2 separate regions of the Homo sapiens genome follow, and region 2 is linked to region 1. A link is an interaction called in ENCODE POLR2A ChIA-PET data of the cell type or tissue named here. Cell type or tissue: Panc1. All regions are shown on one strand. Each heading gives the region's core, and the rest is flanking DNA. Links, peaks and the distances in the headings are about the cores only. Region 1 overlaps CD59 (CD59 molecule (CD59 blood group)). Region 2 overlaps QSER1 (glutamine and serine rich 1).

What was found. Peaks named below come from ENCODE experiments on the same cell type or tissue, not always from the same donor. Only the 100,000 strongest peaks of a DNase experiment are listed, where the experiment ranks them.
Region 2: POLR2A ChIA-PET joins it to region 1 with 7 read pairs; 2 of 35 experiments call an interaction of 5 or more read pairs at or near these places.

What each region holds. Positions count from the first base shown.
Region 1 is chr11:33,711,194-33,715,193 of GRCh38, forward strand. All of the region lies in intron 3 of CD59 (CD59 molecule (CD59 blood group)), which reads right to left. Among named protein-coding and RNA genes, the nearest start is that of C11orf91, 12 kb to the left of the region's middle. In Panc1, for the core only: no CTCF peak of the experiment used is centred there; no DNase peak of the experiment used is centred there; H3K27ac peaks cover 406 bases.
Region 2 is chr11:32,912,752-32,924,123 of GRCh38, forward strand. The region is part of intron 1 of QSER1 (glutamine and serine rich 1); the gene reads left to right. Among named protein-coding and RNA genes, the nearest start is that of QSER1, 26 kb to the left of the region's middle. In Panc1, for the core only: no CTCF peak of the experiment used is centred there; no DNase peak of the experiment used is centred there.

The DNA.
Region 1 (4,000 bases), core at 1-4,000:
CGGTGGCTCACACCTGTAATCCCAACACTTTGGGAGGCTGAGATGGGAGAATTGTTTGAGGCGGGAAGTTTCAGACCAGCCTGGTCAACATGGCAAGACCCCCTCTCTATTTCTTTTTTAAAGTCATATGTAAGAGCATAGTATCCAGGATATAGAAAACATTCTTAAACTCTACAATAAAAAGACTAACCCAATTAAAATATGGACAATGAGGCCAGTGTGATGGCTCACACCTGTAATCCCAGCACTTTAGGAGGCTGAAGTGAGAGGATTGCCTGCGGCCAGCCTGGGCAACATAGTGATATCCCAACTCTACAAAAATAAAAAATAAAAAAATTAGCCAGGCAGGGTGTTGCGCCTTTAGTCTTAGCTACTTGGGAGGCTGAGGCAGGAGGATCACTTGGACTCAGGACTTTAAGGCTGCAGTGAGCTATGATTGTACTGCTGCATTCCAGCCTAGGCAACAAAGCAAGACCTTGCCTCTTTAAAAAAAAATGGGCAAAGGATTTGAATAAACATTTCTCCAAAGAAGATTCTCAAATGGCCAATAAGTACATGAAAAGATGCTTGATATCATTAGTCATTAGGAACATGCAAATGAAAATCACAGTGAGATACCACTTTATACTCACTAGGATGGCTAAGATCAAGAAAATGGTAAATAGCAAATGTTGCAAGGAAGTGGAAAAAATTGGAACCCTCAAACATTGCTGGTGGGAATGTAAAATGGTGTAGATACTCTGGACAAATTTGGCATTTCTGCAAAAAGTTAAAGATAGAGTTATCCATTTGACTGAGCAATTCCACTCACAAGTGTATATACTTCTGCCATTCTCTGGAAGGATTCCCAAGTAATTTAATACTGTTATCATCATGGAAGAATACACTTCGTTTATGTTTCTATTGAGTTTTTCAAATTTGCCACATGGATAATTTTTAAAATATTTGAAACTTCATTTTAAAAATCATTAGATTATTCAGTAATACAGGAAAAGTTTCTATAAGAACATGCTATCATGGTCTCATTTTTGGAAAAATAGCCTTGGGCACACAGGAAAATAAAGGCCAGATGTATACACTCCAAGTATCTTATCGTAGTTTGAATTGAAAACTACGTTCACACACAAGTTTCCACATGAATGTTCATGGCACCATGATTCAAAATTGCTAAAAAGTGGAAACAACCCATATGTCCATTACTGGTGAATGGATAAACAAAATGTGATATATCCACACAATAGAATACTATGTGGCCACAACAGAATGAAGTACTGATACATGCCACAGCATGAGTGAACCTTGGAAACATTATGTTTAGTGAAAAAAAAGCTAGTCGCAAAGTGCCACAATACTGTATGATTCCTTGCATATGAAGTGCCCAGGAGAGCCAAATCTATGAAGACAGAAAGTACATCAGTCACTGCTGGGGCATGCAGGAGGGAGGAATGAGGACTGACTGCTAACAGGTTTCTTTTCAAGGTGACAGAAAGATCCTGGAATTAGACAGTTGCGATAAGTCATACAACCTTGTAAATATACTAAGAGCCACTGAATTATACACTTTAAAATGTAAACGTTCTGGTCTGTGAATTATATCTCAATAAAAACCCTAGATGCAGAACAGTGTATAGAATGTGACCCATTTGTGGAAATAAAGCACATATACATTGAGGTAAGTGCATTTATTTTTCTCTGGAAGGATTCCCAAGTAATTTAATAGTGTTATCATCATGGAAGAATACACTTCGTTTATGTTTCTATTGAGTTTTTTTAATTTGCCACATGGATGATTTATTTTTAAAATATTTGAAACTTCATTTTAAAAATCATTAGATTATTCAGTAATACTGGAAAAGTTTCTACAAAAAACACGCCATCATGGTCCCATTTTTGGAAAAATAGCCTTGGGCACACAGGAAAATAAAGGCCAGAAGTATATACTCCAAGTATCTTATCACAGTTTTTTTAATATTCAGAAAAAGCATGTTAGGTGAAAAATGTATTAGTTGAGAGAGTGGTATTATGGTAGATTTTCTTCTCCAAAAATAACTGAGTGCCTGTGTGCTAGATACTGGGGTATAAGAAGGTATTTGTCCTTGCCCTGAAAGTGGTTTCTTATCTTCTGTGCTGGAAAGAAAAAAACGCAGATGCATACTTCCTTATTTCAGGCTTGTAGCTAATTTACCCAATTCCATGCAGAGCTTGGAACACAACACTTCTCAGTTTATAACTGCAGGCATAACTGTCCTGTCCTCCTCCTCTGAGGGGATGGGTATCTGGATTGGAATTTAATGAAGTTTAGTCAAGTGGCAGAGTCCACATAGAGTATTCCAGAAATGGCTCTAGTTGCTGAAGTCTTAACTAAATAACTGGAAGCTTCTAATATTGTACTAGAGGCTGCTGGTGATTCAGACAAGTTACTGCTTTGTAACAGTAATTACGCATTGGAACTTGAAAAGCTTTAAAGCTATCAGAATTTTAATTAGGGAAGCCTAGAAGCTTGGGGAGAACAGACAGTAATTTATGAATAATTGCTACCAATTAATCATTTACTATGTGTCGTGCAGCGTACCAAAGTGCTTTACTTGAATTATCATATTCAAACAACAGCCTTAACGATGGTAATAATCTCACCAAAGCCAGCCTTGGAATTATCCACATAAAAGTGGCTTATATCAGAATCCCTGGAGTGTTACAGGTTTTCTCCTCCTCACTCTTTTTGAAGACTTCGGCTCAAGTCTATCTAAAGTCAACAGTCTTCAGCTGTCCTAGGCACCCTTAAATGTGGCCCTTGTTCAGAACGTCATTACAGCAGTGACCACTTGACACTGTCATCAGAGGCTCCTTCAAGACTAAGTACATTTAACCTTGCTTACACTTCCATGGTTTATACTGCTAGGATGCCAGTAAATATTGGTTGAATTAGCAGCCAACCTGTCTCTCTTCTAGACTTACTTTGTATAGCACCATCATATCTGTCTCTGTGCAAACGTCATAGCGTGTAGTTACACAAACTTACATGGAATAGCCTAGTACACACTCAGGCTATGTGGTATGTCCTATTGCTCTTAGGCTACAAACCTGTACAGCAAGTTACTATACTGAATACTGTAGGCAACTGTAATGCAGTGGTAAATATTTGTGTATCTGACCATATCTAAACATAGAAAAATACAGTAAAAATATGACACAAAAGATTTTAAAAATGGTACACCTGTACAGGGCACTTACTGTGAATGGAGCTTGTGAGATTGGAAGTCAGTGAATGAGTGGTGGGCGAATGTGAAGGCCTAGGACATTGCTGTACACTACTGTAGATGTTTTAAATATTGTACATTTAGTCCACACTAAGCTTATTTTAAAAAATCAACCCTAGTTTACTGCCACTTTACTTTAGAAATTTTTTAATTGTAAATGTTTTTACCTTTGTAATAAAACAGGGTAAAACACAAACATGTTATACAGTGGCACAAAAATATTTTCTTTCTATTCTTATTTTATAAGCTTTTTTATTTAAAAAAATTTTTAAAAACTTTTCTTGTTTTTGTTAAAAATGAAGACACAAGCACACACATTAGCCTAGTCCTACATAGGGTCTGGATCATCAGTATCACTGTTTTCCACCTCTTCATCTTGTCCCACTGGAAGGTCTTAGGGGTAAGAATACTCATGGGGCTGTCCTGTCCTAGGAGAGCAATGCCTTCTTCTGGAATACCTCCTGAAGGACCTGCCTGCTGAGGCTGTTTTTTTTTTTTTTTTTCTTTTGTAGAGACAGAGTCTTGTTCTGTCACCCAGGCTAGAGTACAATGGCACGACCTTGGCTCACTGCAACCTCTGCCTCCTGGGTTCAAGCAATTCTTCTGCCTCAGCCTCCCGAGAGGCTGTTTTATAGTTAATTTTTTTAGTAAGTAGAAGGACTACATGCTAACATGATAAAAAATATAGTAAATACACAAACCAGTAACACATTTATTATAAAATATTATATACTGTATATAAT
Region 2 (11,372 bases), core at 4,599-8,598, 790 kb before region 1:
ATATTTAAAAAACTGGCCAGACATGGTGTCGCACGTCTTTGGTCCCAGCTACTCAGAAGGCTGATGTGGGAGGATTGCTTGAGCCTGGAAGGTCACACCTAGGGTGAGTTATGATCACACCACTGCACTCCAGCCTGGGCAACAGAGCAAGTCCCTGTCTCAAAAAAGTATAAATTTAACTCTTACTAAAATTCTTGAGAGGCTCTTGATTCCCTTGAAGATAAAATGTGAGATCCTTATTTTGGTATATAATATTCCATAGTTTGGTTCCTGTCTACCTCATATCCCTGTTCTCCAATACAACCATGCTGAATTACTACAGTTCTAATGTGCCATCTTAGGGATATTTCTAGGTCTTCATATATGTGATTTTTATCTTCTTGGAACCTTCTTTTCTTTTGCTTTCCCTGGATAATTTCTCCTCTTCCTTTTTTTTTTTTTTTTTTTTTTTTTTTTTAAGATGGAGTCTTGCTTTGTCGCCCAGGCTGGAGTGCCGTGGCGCGATCTCGGCTCACTGCAAGCTCTGCCTCCTGGGTTCATGCCATTCTCCTGCCTCAGCCTCCCGAGTAGCTGGGACTACAGGTGCGCGCCACCATGCCCAGCTAATTTTTTGTATTTATTTTAGTAGAGACGAGGTTTCATCGTGTTAGCCAGGATGGTCTCGATCTCTTGACCTCATGATCCGCCCACCTTGGCCTCCCAAAGTGCTGGGATTACAGGTGCGAGCTACCGCACCCGGTCTTTCCTCGTCCTTTTAATACTCAGTTGTCATGTCCTAGAGGAAGTCTTCCCAGATTGTGTTATGTTTATTTACTTATGCTCTTTTATTTCTCTAGTTCCTAGCATAACACTTGGCAGTCAGTAAATGTCAGTTGTATAAATGCAGAACTTACCTTTAGGTGCAACAATAGTAGCATTGATTCAGCATTCATTATGCGCCAGTTGCTGGACTGTGCTAGTTGCTGCTGACCGTATGTGCTTTATTGTTTACTCTCACAACAACCTGATGAAGGTAGGTGTTACTATTACCCATATTTTACTGTTGAGGAAACGGAGACTTGGTTAAGTCTAACTAATTGTCTGTGTGGCTAGCCTCTAAGTCACAGAATTTATATAGAACTGGATTTGAATCCTGTGGCCTGTTTGCAGAGCTATGCTTTTATACAGCTGTTACACAGTTGTTTCAAAGTTCCCTCGTTTATTTTTTCAAATTCATGATAAATAATTTCTTAATAAGAGCTGATTATTCTTAGGCTACATGTTTTTGCTTTTAAATTATCAAACTGGATTAGCTAAAACAAAGATTTTAAAATATTTGGCATTTAGGTATGAATGGGATAGGTATATGCTAGAGTTCCACACAGATTTAATTCAGTGGACTTAGTGTTTATTTCTATTCGGATTTTATACCAAAGAATACTGTGTGCTAAATAAAGTAAAAATATTTATCTTAACTGAGAATATTAGAACTACAAAGAACATTAGGCTTTATAAGTAGGAAAACAAGTATTCTACAAGATTATGTACTTTGCTCAAAGTCTTGTAGCATTTATTTGCAGAATCAGGACTGGAATTTGGGGCTCCTAACTTCCAATCCAGAATGTTTATCTTTCTCAACTATGAAAAGCTGATATACCTAAAACTGTAACAATATTTTCAAAGCTTAAAGAGAATTCTATTTTTATTATATTCTAGGTATTTGTGACCAAATTATTTAACACAAAAAGAACAAAGTGATATGACTACTTAAGGCAAAATCATTTATTCAGTGCTTAAGTAACTTATTACTTGTGTGCAAGTACTGGCTTGTTTTCTCAGATTTAACATATTTCGTGAAACATTTGCTAATTGATTTTTAAACCTGGAATGTGTTTTATTTCTTAAGCATCATAAACATAAGAGTAGGCTACCCAAGGAGTAGGTTTATATGTTATTAATATCTGGGTATAAACCATAAGAGCATATATTTAAAAGCATTTTATCTTACAGTCATATACCATCTTCACTGCATGAGTGGACATTTTAGATGAATTTTTTGCCTCAGCTATATCTGCTTTAGAAATTAATTTTCTTTGTTATAGTGAAGTTGACTAAAAAATGGTCACACTTAAACAGTGTAGAGAGTGGTAATCTGATAACTAATCTTTGTTGGTTTGTTTCAATTTTTGTTGTTGTTGTTTTTTGTTTTGAGACAGTCTTGCTCTGTTCCCCAAGCTGAAGTGTAGCGGCCTGATCATGGCTCACTGTAGCCTTGACCTGCTGGGCTCAAGCCATCCTCCCACCTTAGCCCCCCTGAGTAGCTTGGACTACAGGTGCCACTATGCCCAGCTAATTATTTTTTGTAGAGAGTCTCACTGTGTTGCCCAGGCTGATCTTGAATTACTGGACTCAAACAATCCTCCAGCCTTGGCCTCCCAAAGTGCTGGGATTATGGGTGTGAGCCACTGCACCTGGCCTGTTTTGGTTATTTGAGAAAATTATAATTTTTTTTTAAAATGTGACAGTGACGGAAAGAAGATGATACTTCCCTTTGCAAAATTCTAACCTTCCTTGTCCTCAATTTCATACCTTACTCATGAGTGTGGGGAGGAGATAGAAGATTTGTTTTATGCTAGGGCTGGGAATATGAAGATTGAGACTTGGTTCATTCTCCTCTAGGATTTAGCTGAGGTAATACTTGGAGTTTGTAAGGTGATGGTAAAAGTTTACTATTCTCTCCCTACCACGACTACCCAGGGCTTGGGGATTAAGAAGGGCTATGCTGGGCCACAGTAGGTCCTATCTTACATAAATGTACCTATATTCAAAGACGAGTCTATACTGGTCCAAACGTGGAATTACAAATCAAGACCATGTTTTGAGGCATGCTTTTTCCTTTTAGGATTATAAAAAAGAAATTCTGGCTTTTGATTAAAAAATAAACAATCTCAACAGACCAGTACTATCAGATTATTATTGCTAAGATTAATACCTTCTGAAATTGATTTTAAAACCATAAAGCACAGATTTTTAAAAAACATTATTATATGGTATATGGAGATGGGCCAACCATAAAAGATTGAATACATGCATGACAGCAAGGCTTATCTAGAAACCACCTTCTTTTGGTAGTGTTGCGTAGTTCATGAAAAATTAAAAATGATCACTAAGGTTGGATGAATATAATTTTGTTTTTTTTTTTTTGAGATGGAGTTTCACTCTTGTTGCCTAGGCTGGAGTGCAATGGTGTGATCTCCAACTCCTGGGTTCAAGCAGTTCTCCTGCCTCAGCCTCCCGAGTAGCTGGGATTACAGGCATGCGCCACCACACCCGGCTAATTTTGTATTTTGAGTAGAGACAGGGTTTCTCTATGTTGGTCAGGCTGGTCTCCAACTCCCGACCTCAGGTGATCCGCCTGCCTCGGCCTCCCAAAATGCTGGGATTACGGGCATGAGCCACCGCGCTCGGCTGGATGAATATAATTTTTATTGATACAATTTACATGGATGAGTGACCATTTTAAATCGTACAATTCAATAATTTTTAGAATACTCACAAGGTTGTACAACCATCACCATTATCTAATTTCTAGAGCATTTTCATTACCTAATAAAGAACCACATACCCAGTAGCAGTCTTTTCCTAGTTTCCCCTCTCCCCAGACCCTAGCAAATGCAGTAATCTGTCTCCATGGATTTGCTTGTTTGGGACATTTCATATATAGCCATGCATCACCTGACAAAAGGGGTATGTTCAGAGAAATGTGTCGTTAGGTAATTATATCACTGTGCAAACATCTTAGGGTATACTTACACAAACCTAGATGGTGTAGACTGTACACACCTAGGCTATATGGTATGATCTGTCAATCCTAGGCTACAAACCTGTACAGGATCTTACTGCCCTGAATACTCTAGGCAGTTGTAACACAATGGTAAGTATTGGTGTATCTAAACACCCCTAAACATGGAAAAGGTACAGTAAAAATAAGGTATTGTAAGTTGTACATGTGGTCTGTTGATTGAAACATTGTTATGTTGGGCATGACTCTATTTTTTTTTTTTTTGAGATGGAGTCTCAGAGTCTCGCTCTGTTGCCCAGGCTGGAGTGCAGTGGCGTGATCTCAGCTCACTGCAACCTCCACCTCCCGGGTTCAAGCGATTCTCCTGCCTCAGCCTCCTGAGTAGCTGGGACTACAGATGCATGCCACCACACCCAGCTAATTTTTGTATTTTTAGTAGAGACGGGGTTTTGCCATGCTGGCCAGGCTGGTCTCGAACTCCTGACCTCAGGTGATCCACCCACCTCGGCCTCCCGCAGTGCTGGGATTACAGGTGTGAGCCACCACGCCCGGCCGGGCATGACTCTAAATGGAATTATATGTGGTCTTTTGTGTTTGGCTTCTTTCATTTAGCATAGTACTTCCAGATTCCTCCAGGTTGTAGCATGTATCAGTATTTTGTGCCTCTTCGTGGGTGAATAGTATTCCTTTGTTTGACTACATCACGTTTTGTTTATTCATTTATTAGTTTTTGCACATTTGGATTGTTTCCACCTTTTGACTATTATGAATAATGTTGCTATGAACATTTATGTACAAGTTTTTGTGTGAACATGTTTCCATTCTCATGGGTATATGGGAGTAGAGTTGCTGGGCCATGTGGTAATGATGTTTAACTTTTTGAGGGAGGCATGAGATTTTATTAATATTTTCTTAATTCAGTTAACTACTGTTGCTTTATTCACAGCTAACTTAATGTCAAATGTAATCTTTATCCCATTGAACACAAGATACTAAAAAACCCTATTTTATGGCCAGGTGTGGTGGCTCATGTCTGTAATCCCAGCACTTTGGGAGGCCGAGGTGGGCGGATCACTTGAGATCAGGAGTTCAAGACCAGCCTAGCCAACATGGTGAAACCCCATCTCCACTAAAAATACAAAAACTAACTGGGCGTGGTGGCACCGGCCTATAGTCCCAGCTACTTGGGAGAGGCAGGAGAATCGCTTGAACCTCAGAGGCAGAGGTTGCAGTGAGCTGAGATCGTGCCATTGCACTCCAGCCTGGGTGACAATGTGAGACTCTGTCTCAAAAAAAAAAAAAAAAAAAAAAACCAGCATTTCTCTGTATTGCTTTCTGTGACTTATGATGTGGAGCTCTCTTGTTTTGTGCTTCAGTAATTAATATCATTAGATGGTAGCTCAAGTAGGTTTTGGCCTTATATGAAATCCTGATATAATGCCTAAAATTAATAATATTAAGTCTCAGATAATTCAGTTTTTAATTAGCATGGAGTGACCTACTGGCTTAATCTTTCATTTTTGAATCCCTAGTCCTTAACAGGATGCCTGCCCAGTCAAGTAGGCACTCAGTAGAAGTTTGAGAGATTATTGAGCTCTAACTTGAAGCTGATTTCTCTTCCGAAACTGTACATGGGTTGTAATTATTTATGACTACCTGCTGTGTACCACATACTATTCTGGGTGCTTGGGATGTACCAGTGAATAAAGCAAAGGCCCTGTCCTTAAGGAGTTTACCTTTCAGTGCATACTGGGCAAACTAGCATACTATATATAGTAAATACATATAGTATGTTGAGTGTTTATTAATGCATGGAGAAAAATAAAGAGGGTTAGGGCATGTGGAGAGAGAGGACAGAGTAAGGATGTTGTTTTTTATGGGGTGGTCAGGGAAATCTTGAGAGGTGAAATTTAAGCAGAGACCTAAGGGGAAATGAGGAGTGAGTTTGAGGGATGAGGCAAGAGACCTGTCTGGCTGGGAGTAAAAAATAGGAGCTAAAATCAGAGGTGTAAGGGAGCAGCAACTAGATCATGTAGTGCCTTGAGAACTTTGTAAGAAGTTGTGGCTCTTGTGAGGTGGGAAGCCGTTGGAAAGTTTTTCATGATTTGATTTTACCTTTTTAAGAGAATGACTCAGGCTGAGGATGAGGGGAAGGAGGGGCAAGAGCAGAGGCAAGGAAACCAGTTAGGTATAATAATTCCTTGTCTGTTCAAGAAGTGATTGGAGTTAGCAAAGATTTATAAGGAACACCCTCTTCCCCCCAAAAACCCCTGATATTTATAAATTAGATCAATAATTATTCTAACGCTTAGGAAGTTGTGTTTAGATTTAGCATGGCTTACATTTTTTTAAATGTAGACTTCATTTTTGGGAACTGTTTTAGATTTACAGAAAAATCAGGAACATAGTATAGAGTTCCCATACACCCCCCACCTAGTTTTCCCTATTATTACCATCTTGCATTGGTATGGGACATTTGTTACAGTTAATGAACCAATATTAATACAGTATTATTAACTAAAGCCTATAGTTTATGCAGATTTCCATAGATTTACTTAATGTCTTTTTCTGTCTCCTCTTATCTGTGACAGTTTTTCCAGCTTAGTTTGTTGTTTTTGTTGTTGCGGTTTTGTTTTTTAGAGACAGAGTCTTGCTCTGTCATCCAGGCTAGAGTTCAGTGGCATGATCACCTACGAACTCCTGGGCCGAAATGTGTAGCTGGAAACTACAGGCAAGCACCACTAGGCCTGGCAAATTTTTAAAAGTTTTTTAGAGACTGAGTATTGCTATGTTGCTCAGTCTGGTATCAAGCACTTCTCTGGCCTCAACCTCTTATTACTTTGCTTTTGATAACCTTCACAGTTTTCAGAAGTACTGGGCAAGTATTTTGTAGGATACCCCTCTTTTGGAATTTGCCTAATGTTTTTTCTTTTCATGTTTAGACCGGTGTTACTGGTTTTGAGGAGGGAGACCACAGGGGCAAAGTGTCACTTTCATCACATCCTGTCAGTGGTACATACTATCAACGTGATTTATCACTACTGATAAAGCCTTTATCACCTGGTCGATTCTTGTCAGGTTTCTACACTGTAAAGTTACTCTTTTTTTCCTCCTTTCAATACTATACTCTTTGGAAAGGCGTCACTGTGTGCAGTCCACACCTGAGTGGGGAGTTATGGTCTCCCTCCTTCAGGGTAGAGAATCTACATAAATTAATTGGGAATTCTTCAAGGGGAATTTGTCTCTTCCTCTCTATTTATTCAATCGTTTATCAGTATGGACCCATGGATATATATTTTATACTTCGGGTTACAAGCCAGTACTATTTTGTTGCTCAAAATGTTCCTGCTTTGGTCATTGGGAACTCTTTTCAAATAGCTTGTGTGTTCCTTTGACATAAATGTCTTTTCTTTTTTTCTCCCTCCCTTTCTGCCCCCTTTCTTTTTAGCACTTTCTTACTTTCTGGCACTACAAGATACTCTAGACTCATCTTGTATATTTCCTGCCCCAGTACTAGAATCAGCCATTTCTCCAAGGAGCCTTGGTTCCTTTTTCTTGGAGAATGGTACGAGAAACCAATCTGGGCACTAGGTATGTTCTTTGCTGCTGGAGTGTCATTGCTTCTGGGCTCTGTCCGCCAGAGTAAGGAAATACACATGTAGCTTGTTTTAATATAGAGAATGATTGCTATGATCATTTTAAAAGCATATAAAATCGTAAGAGTATTTTGAAAATAGCAGTTGGGCATTTGGGTTTTTGTATTAAGGGATTTCTACATTATACTTTGAGTAGCAAAAGAATGAAACTGGACTCCTACCTCACACCATATAAAATAATTAATTTGAAATGGATCTGTCATCCTAAATGTAAAAGCTAAAACTAAAAAACTCTTAGAGAAAACATGGGCATAAATCTTCATGACCTTGGATTACAAGTTATTTCTTAGATATGCTATCAAAAGCATGAGTGTGACAAAGGAAAAAATAAATTGGACTTCAAAATAAAAAATTTTTGTGCTGTACATGATACCATCAGAAAGTGAAAAGATAACCACTGAATGGAAAACAATGTTAAAAATCAGATTTATCGGGGATTTGTATCCAGCATATTTAAAGAACTCTTATACTTTAATAATAAAAAGATAACCCAGTTAAAATATGAGCAAAGCATGTGAGTAGACACTTGTCCAAAGAAGATGCAAGTGGTCAGTAAGCACATGCAGAGATGCTGTACATTATTAGTCATAATGAGGTAAATGCAAATCAGAACCACTCCACACCTGTTAGGATGTCTACTATAGATGAGAAATACAGATAATAAATATTAGTGAGAATGTTGAGAAATTATAACTTATACTTTGCTGGTGGGAATGTAAAATGGTACAGCCACTTTGGAAAACAGTTTGGCCATTTCTCAAAATGTTAAACATGGAGTTTTCATTTGACCCAGCAATTTCACTCCTGGATATATATACCCAAGAGAAATTAAAACATACATCTATACAAAAACTTGTACATGAATGTTCATAGCATCGTTATGATAGCCCAAAAGTAGAAACAACCCAAATGTCCATCAGCTGATGAATGGATAAACAAAATGTGGTATATCCATACAATGGAATATTCAGCCCTAAAAAGGAATGAGGTACTGATATATCCATGTTGTAATAAGGTGAACCTTGAAAACATATTTAGTGAAAGAAGCCAGTCATAAAAGGCCACAGGTAGTATGATTCAGTTTTTATGAGTTATTTTGAATAGGCAAATCCATAGAGACAGAAGGTAGATCAGTGATTGCCAGGGGCAGAAGAGAGGAGGGAAATAGGACCAGTTGCTCATGGATACACGTTTATTTGGGGGGGATGATCAAAATATTCTAAAATTAGATTGTGGTGACAGTTGGACAAGTCTGAATATTCTAAAAACCACTGATTAGCATACTTTAAAAGGGTGACCTTTATGGTATGAAAGTTGTATTCCAAATTTGTTTTTTTACAAAATCATTTAGAACAGAATAGCAAAAGACACTTAGGGATAAATTTAACAAAATACATGTAAGAATTATACACTAAACACTACAAAAGATTGTTGAGAGAAATTAAAGACCAGAAACAGCTGTACCATATTCATGGCTTAAAAGATTCAGTACTTTTAAGATGGTATAGTTTTTCCCAAATTGATGTTTAGATTCAATACAGTTTTTTTGTTGTCATAGAAATTGACAAGCTAACTCAAATGTATGTGGAACTACCTAGCACAGCAAAACAATTTTGGAAAAAGAACAAATTTGGAAGATTTGTGTTATTGAATTGAAGACACTATAAACACAGTTGTATAAAAATATAGTTATTTGTGGATTGATTTATATGAACAGACATTGGTCAGTGTAACACTATAGTCAAGAAATAGAAACCCATATATATGGTTTATTGGTTTTTGACAGAGGTGCCAAGACAATTCAATAGGTAAAGAATAATCTTTTCAATATATAGTGCTGGAACCATCGCACATTGAAATTTTAAAAATGAGTATCAACCTTTTACACCACGTATAAAAAATTAACTCCAAATGGATTATAGCCCTAAATGGAAAAGTTAATACTATAAAACTTCCAGAAGAAAACAGAAAATCTTTGAGATCTTAAATTAGGCAAAGATTTCTTAGGTACACCACCAAAAGTACAATAGATAAATTAAAAACTGATCAAAATTAAGAGCTTTTGCCCTTCTAAAGATACTGTTGCAAGAATGAAAGCCACCGGGTGGGAGAAAATATTTGCAAAACATAACTGGCCAAGAACTTGCTCCAGAATATATAAGCAACTCTCTAAACTCAGTAATAGAAAACAACCCAATAAAAATGGGCAGAATATTTCAGTAGTACTTTTACTAAAGATTTCTACATGGCAGATGGTGAGATACTTATTGTACATCAATTAGAATGGCTAATTTTTTTTTTTTTTTTTTTTTTTGAGCCAGAGTCTCACTCTGTCACCCAGGCTGGAGTGCAGTGGTGTGATCTCGGCTCATTGCAACCTCCGCCTCCCAGGTTCAATTGGTTTTCATGCCTCAGCCTCCCGAGTAGCTAGAATTACAGACCTGTGCCACCATGCCTGGCTAATTTTTGTATTTTTAGTAGAGATGGGGTTTTGCCATGTTGGCCAGGCTGGTCTTGAACTCCTGACTTCAAGCGATCCACCCACCTCAGCCTCACAAAGTGCTGGGATTATAGGCGTGAGCCACCATGCCCGGCCTATTTTTTTTTTTAAGTAACAACTTACAAACTAACAATACCTAGGGCCCATATGGATGCAGAGTTACTAGACATACATTATTGGTGGGAATGTAAAATGTTATAGCCACTCTGGAAAACATGCAGTTTATCTGAGTTAAAGATACATTACTGTATAACTCAGCCATCTCTCTACTCAAGTGAAATTAAAACTTATGTTCACACAAAAACTTATGCACATGTGTATAGCAGCTATATTCATGATTGCCCCAGATGTCTCTCAACTGGTGAGAAGGTTTTAAAAAACAAACCAACCTGTGGTACAACCATGCAATGGAATACTGCTCAGCAATAAAAAGGAATGAATCACTGATAGAAATAACAACATAGATGAATCTCAGAGGTGTTACACTAAGTGAAAAGCCAGACACAAAGACTACATATTAAATGATTCCATCTATATGACATTTTGGAAAAGGCAAAATCACAGAAGCAGAAAACAGATCTGGGGACTTGGTGGTAGGATGGGTTCACTGCAGAGAGGCAGGGGGAATCTTTGTGGTGATGGAAGTGTTCTCTCCCTTGGTTTCTGTGGTTTGTTTATGCAGGTATGAAAACACACACTAGAGGGCTGGGCACAGTGGCTCACGCCTGTAATCCCAGCACTTTGGGAGGCCGAAGTGGGCAGATCACCTGAGGTCAGGAGTTTAAGACCAGCCTGACCAACATGGCAAAACCCCGTCTCTACTAAAAATACAAAAAAAAATTAGCCTGGCGCAGTGGTGCACGCCTGTAATCCCAGCTACTCAGGAGGCTGAGGCAGGAGAATTGCTTGAACCTAGGAGGTGGAGGTTGTGGTGAGCCGAGATCACACCACTACACTCCAGCCTGGGCAACAGAGTGAGACTCTTGTCTCAAAAAAAAAGGCCGGGCACGGTGGCTCACACCTGTAATCCCAGCACTTTGGGAGGCCAAGGCGGGTGGATCACGAGATCAGAAGATCAAGACCATCCCGGCCAACATGGTGAAACCCCATCTCTACTAAAATATAAAAAATTAGCCGGGTGTGATGGCGGGTGCCTGTAGTCCCAGCTACTCAGGAGGCTGAGGCAGGGGAATCGCTTGAACCCGGAAAGTGGAGGTTGCAGTGAACTGAGATCGCACCACTGCACTCCAGCCTGGCGACAGAGCAAGACTCCATCTCATTTAAAAAAGCCCTAGAAAAGGTGAATTCTACCTATGCAAATTATACCTAATTTTTAAAAAGCGAAAATGTGAAAAATTTGAACCTTGAACTTTACCTCATACCATACACACAAAAAGATCTCAAAATGAGTCACAGACCTAAACATATAAGCAAA